2 separate regions of the Homo sapiens genome follow, and region 2 is linked to region 1. Evidence: chromatin contacts called from ENCODE Hi-C or POLR2A ChIA-PET data. All regions are on one chromosome and are shown on one strand. The core of a region is the stretch at or near the end of the contact, and the rest is flanking DNA. Distances in the headings are between cores, read along the strand shown. Region 1 overlaps RALGAPA2 (Ral GTPase activating protein catalytic subunit alpha 2). Region 2 overlaps RALGAPA2 (Ral GTPase activating protein catalytic subunit alpha 2).

Evidence for each region. A loop is a pair of places that touch in the nucleus more often than their neighbours do. ChIA-PET counts read pairs that join two places held with the same protein, here RNA polymerase II (POLR2A). Pooled maps may share reads with other maps.
Region 2: a pooled map shows a loop between it and region 1 (2.5-fold over the local background). The contact joins two enhancer-like sites. A Hi-C loop is called at or near these places in 1 of 168 maps with a recorded cell type or tissue (right cardiac atrium), 7 of 37 single-sample maps with no recorded cell type and 5 of 50 pooled maps. POLR2A ChIA-PET finds 5 or more read pairs at or near these places in 4 of 52 experiments (Caco-2, OCI-LY7, T-cell and 1 more).

What each region holds. Positions count from the first base shown.
Region 1 is chr20:20,451,215-20,453,914 of GRCh38, reverse strand. The region is part of intron 37 of RALGAPA2 (Ral GTPase activating protein catalytic subunit alpha 2); the gene reads left to right. Among named protein-coding and RNA genes, the nearest start is that of INSM1, 84 kb to the right of the region's middle. RefSeq lists an enhancer at 1,036-1,145. Within about 2 kb of position 1,379, at least 8 of the 41 ENCODE cell types and tissues checked have a DNase peak (open chromatin) inside an H3K27ac peak, as active enhancers do.
Region 2 is chr20:20,518,053-20,520,752 of GRCh38, reverse strand. All of the region lies in intron 31 of RALGAPA2 (Ral GTPase activating protein catalytic subunit alpha 2), which reads left to right. Among named protein-coding and RNA genes, the nearest start is that of INSM1, 150 kb to the right of the region's middle. Within about 2 kb of position 1,257, at least 3 of the 41 ENCODE cell types and tissues checked have a DNase peak (open chromatin) inside an H3K27ac peak, as active enhancers do.

The sequences.
Region 1 (2,700 bases), core at 130-2,629:
TCTGATAATCTGATAATCTCATTCATATTCCTAGACACCAATTCTGAAAAGTCCAAAAGCATTTTTTTCGTTAGTGTACTCATTCATTCAACAAAATACCCATCGGCCATTTCCTGTATGCCAGGCACTGTGCTGTTGCTGTGGGTGCACAAATGGAAGGCCCGGTGCCCACCCTGGAGGGGCTCTTTGTTGAATACAGAGCACATTAGGGAAGAGAGCAGTGCACAGTTTCCTCATGGCTGTGATGCAGAGTGCAGCCCAGAGCCTCAAGGCGTCCCACAGAGGGCCTGTGACCTGGCAATTGGAGGGTGAATAGGCGTCACAGGGACTTGATGGAAGAAAGGAGCATTCAGAAAAAGTAAACGACTTTCAGCGGAAAAGAGCCTTTGGTAAACCTGGAACCATCAAGAAACTTGGTGATCTTGGAGCTTCAGATGCTGCTAGGAGCCCAAACCCACCCCCCGCAGTAATCAGATTGGGGTCCACAGCACCCAGATGTGCACACATCACTCCCTCCCCTTCTTATCGCTGTCTCATCTCACTGTGTCTGCCAGACACCTTCCCCCATCTCATGCCATAGACCCCTCACTCATAAGGAGATGTGCTACTGTCTTGTCTTGTGTGAGAAGAACAAGACCAGGAGGTGAAGCTGCTTGGAGCTGTCCTCTTGGGTCACCTGGAGAGACATCTGTTTACTTAGCTGCACCATTCTTTGCTCTGTCCCAGGCACTAAGAACCTCACATATTTTATTCAGTTATTAAGCAATCCTATCAGGAAGGCACAATTATGATCCTATTTTAATGTATTATGCAAACGCAATGCAATGTCTTAACACAATCTATTATGTCACAAACTTTTTTATGTTTAAAAAATATAGTTGAGGGAACAGAAGCCCAGAAAAGTTAAATAACTTGCCTGAGGCCACACAGTTTTGTGAATGGTAACCAGGACCTGAACCAGCAGCAGCTGCTCCACCTGTGCCATCAACTCACGGCTCCCCACCACCCCAGTGCCTGGTCAACACCTCTCCATCAGGACCCAAAGATGCCTGTGGAATTTTACTTGCATTTCAGTGCAACATTTTAAATCATGTTGGATCTGTTGGTCGGATTTATAACTTGTGATTTACAGCTGATTTTGATAAGCCACAAATACCAGTATCATGCTTTAATGAGACTGAAGGCATGAACGAGCAGATTCTACTCTTGAGGCTGTTGTGGGAACATGCCGGCCGACATTGCACTTACCCCTCTGAAGGCCGGCATTGTCGCCAGGCTCATTAGCATCCACGCTCCTCGCTGGGCCGTTGCCGCTTGCTAGCTTACCAGCTGTTCCTGCTGCTCCGTACAATGTCGGATGTGTTCAGCTCACTGGGTTCCTGTCCTCGCCGCCGGGAGGAGACAGCCCTTCCGCTGGGGATACCCACGTGGCTGCCTGTCAGCGGTGGCACCGAATAAAGTAATAGGCCTTCGCATGGCATATGGTGTCTGGATTCGTACAAGATGCAAAACTCTTCTGCAGCTAATGCACGATGACTCATAGCATTGCTAATTTTTCAAACAAAAGCTGACTTCCACACCCACACTTTTAACCCCTCCAGCTAAAACGTCTTGAGTTGCAAAGCTCTACAATGGTGACTTTTGGGTCACTATATAAAATTTGTTATACTTACTGAAAGTGTATGAAACGATTTGCTTTACTTTGGATTGAAGTTATTTTAAATTTCTATTTTAAGTTTATTTCCTCTCTATATGGGGAATTTTTAAGCTTTAACTTTCAATTTCTTTTTTACATTGGAAGAGTCAAAACAGTTTGGTAGATTTATTTTAAAAGCTGTTATTAGAAAATCGGTCAGAAGACACTGTATTAGTTGAACACTTGTAATTGTTTAGTAGAAGTTAACTTTCTCTTTTAAAAGCTTCATAGAAACTACTGCCTAATGCTCTTATCAATTCAGGTGTGGAGCATTTCAAGCTCACATTATAGTATTTTAAAGCTATAAGAGAATGTTGATTCTTTTGTGGAATATGATTTTGCATAGTCTCTTCTAGTATACTAAATAAGGCCCACTTAACCAAATTCTGGCAACAGAAATTTAGATTATAAATTTATATTAAAATGTCCATTTTTCAAACTAGAAAATAAATACATGGGATCTTCTAAAAGAATGTCCCTCCTAAACTTTGGATCAGTTGTGCTAATAGATAGCTACATTCAATCTGAGACCTTAAGTACTAAAATAAGGCAGTTATTTGCATTTACACAATCAGGCCTCCCTTTGAAGTAGTGATCAAAATATTGGTTCTTTTATAAATAACCTTTTACTGAACATTTTATTTAAACATTTCAGAGTCAGGAATTGCAACCATGAAATGATTAGGCAGTTTCTAATTATGGATCAGTAAGTGTTTTGTAGCCAGTCTGGCACATGAGCACTTTTGCAATCAGAATTTGGCAAATGAATGAATTTATAAAGGAACTTCAACCTAAGAGGGTAATATAGATTTTTTTAAAAATAGATTACTTTTTGGAAGCCCAAAAGATGTCTTTTGGGGAGCAGGCTAGACACTCAGAATTGATGTTTCATTTTGGTTTCATGTTTAAGTCTGAAGTTTTTGCTTTCTGATCTACAGATAGGAATTCAAATGCACATCTAACTTATAAAGGGCATTCTATTCTCTGAAAATGAAACAAAAATA
Region 2 (2,700 bases), core at 8-2,507, 67 kb before region 1:
TCTCCTCTGTTTTCCCATTTTAGTAGTTCAAATGGTTTTTGTATTATTGAAGACAGGTATGTCTCAAATCCATGGAACTCACAAAAAAGGCTCATTTTCTATCCTCAAGGAGCTTTACATCTAATGGAAAACACACAGTGAAGTCCAGAAGGACTCACTGTGGACTGGTAGCACCATGAGGGCTTTCCATGAAGAAGGACTTAAGCCAGACTTAGCAGGGTGGGCAGGTGTTGAAAGGAGCTCATAGATTGTTCCAAGTTAGGAGAGCATCATAAAAAGAGATGGAAATTTACTTGCTACAGTTTTAGATTTGCTCTGCTCATAGCAGAGAGTCCATTTCAGAGCATATAGGGATTGTCAGGACTTAGAGCCTGCTGTATTTCTTACTTAAGCACCCCTCTCCCCAGAATGATAAGAGCCCAGCTTTGGGCCTTGGAATGGGAGTAGAATGTGGGTATACTGTCTATACATATGATAAAATTGCATAGAACCAAACACACACACACACACAAATGCATGCATGTAAAACTGGTGAACACTGAGTAATATAGATGGATTATTATCAATGTCAACTTCCTGACTGTGATATTGTCCTATAGGTATGCAAGATGTTACCCTGAGATGAAAGGTATTTGAGGTCTCTCTGTATTACTGCTTACAACTGCATGTGAATCTTCAGTTGTCTCAACACTAAAAATTAGAAGAAGGCCAAGCATCATGGCTCCCACCTGTAATCCCGTCACTTTGGGAGGCCAAGGCGAGCAGATCACTTGAGCACAGGACCACTTGAGTCTGTGAGGTCAAGGCTGCTGTGATCAGCGCCACTGCACTCTAGCTTGAGCGACAGAGTGAGACTCTATCTTAAAAAAAAAAAAATTAAAGAGATGTAGGTGTGAAGTGTTAGATCATCCATGAAAATTGTATGGACTTCACAAGTTAAAAACCTAGGCCCAAGACTAGAACCTTGTGGGCAGAAACATCCTTAAGGACAGCAGAGTGAGGGAATGTCACCAGGAAAGCAAAGTCAGGGAAGTGGAAAGAGGACCAAGAAAGAGTCATTTCTAGCAAGTCAAGGAAGAAAGCAAATAAGAAGTTGAGAAAGGTCAGCAGTGCTAGTTGCTTCAGAAAGCTTAGGGAAGGTGAGAATGAAACAGGAGCTGTTATATTTCCCAACTAGGTGTTTGGTGGTAGGTTTTGCCAGAGCACTTTCACCAGAGTGGTGGGTCCAGCCAGATAACATGAGCAGGTGACCTGTGCAGTGACAGTCAGATCCCTGAGTCAGACTCCTTTTGTGAGGCCCTTAGTGGAAGGAGGAAGGACACAGCAGGCAGTGGCTGGGTGAGGGAGGACAAAGGTCCAGGGGTATGCTTGCAGCACTACAGAGTCTGGAGCAAGGTTCAAGCTGACATGAAGGGGAAGGTGAGATGAGGATGAAAAAGACAGGACTGGGGGTGACAGTCATGAGCAAGGGCTTAAAATCTAGCAGTCCTGATTTTAGCTGCATTTTGTAGATGAGCAAACTGAGGTTAAGGGATATTCCCAGGGGTGTGTACAAGTCAGAAGTAAGGGAGGTGGAATTTGAACCTAAGATTTAATGACCAAGTTCCTAAAATGCATTATTTACTCTGAAAGTTTTGACGTGGAGTAGACTTAACACTCTTGTTTTGAGTTGTGTTGGTGGTGGATGGTACATGGTTCATTTTCATGTTGTTTTCTTGATTTGTTCTCCATTTATTTAATCATTTAATTGTTTATTTCTGGAGCTCCACTGTCAACTGCAATGTCTGCTTTACTTTTTCCCCCACAATGATAAATTATTTTTATTAAGTAATTGAAACAACTCTTAATCTATTTCGTTGTTCCCTACTGTAAGTTCATATGTCTTATAATAAAATTAACTTGTTTTTTCCTAAAGTCATCAATTTATACTCATCCACATGAGTATATCCCCAAAACATGGCTATCCCTAAAATAGGTTCACCATTTATTATGAGTTGTCACTTAAAAATAGCAGAAGATAAATAGGTTATTGAAAAAGGAAAAACCTAAAAATATACATTTAAATTCTGGCACCATTTTTCTTTCAGTGTACAATACTCTTTGGGAAACATTCCCAAGATAGTTCTAAAGTACTAAAAATAATTGCTTAAACTTCTCTGACAAAGGAGTTTTTAAAATTCACTGACATATTAACTAAGCAAATAGGCAAGATGCTTAAAAACATATTGGTGTGCACGTCCTTGCCAAGCGGATACATCATATAGAAAGTGAAAAGGAAAAATAAAGGTGATAGCGTGGGTATTTTAGGTTAAGCAAGAAAGAGCTCAAATTTGAGGGTATTTTTTTTCACTCAGTGTAATGCTTCATCATCCATAACAAAACTATCTCTGGTCAGGGTGGCCGGGCGTGGTGGCCGACGCCTGTAATCCCAGCACTTTGGGAGGCCAAGGCAGGTGGATCACGAGGTCAGGAGATCCAGACCATCCTGGCTAACATGGTGAAACCTTATCTCTACTAAAAATACAAAAAATTAGCTGGGCATGGTGGCAGGTGCCTGTAGTCCCAGCTACTCAGGAGGCTGAGGCAGGAGAATCACTTGAACCCGGGAGACGGAGGTTGCAATGAGCCACGATCGCACCACTGCACTCCAGCCTGGTGACAGAGCAAGACTCCATCTCGGGGGGAAAAAAATTATTTATG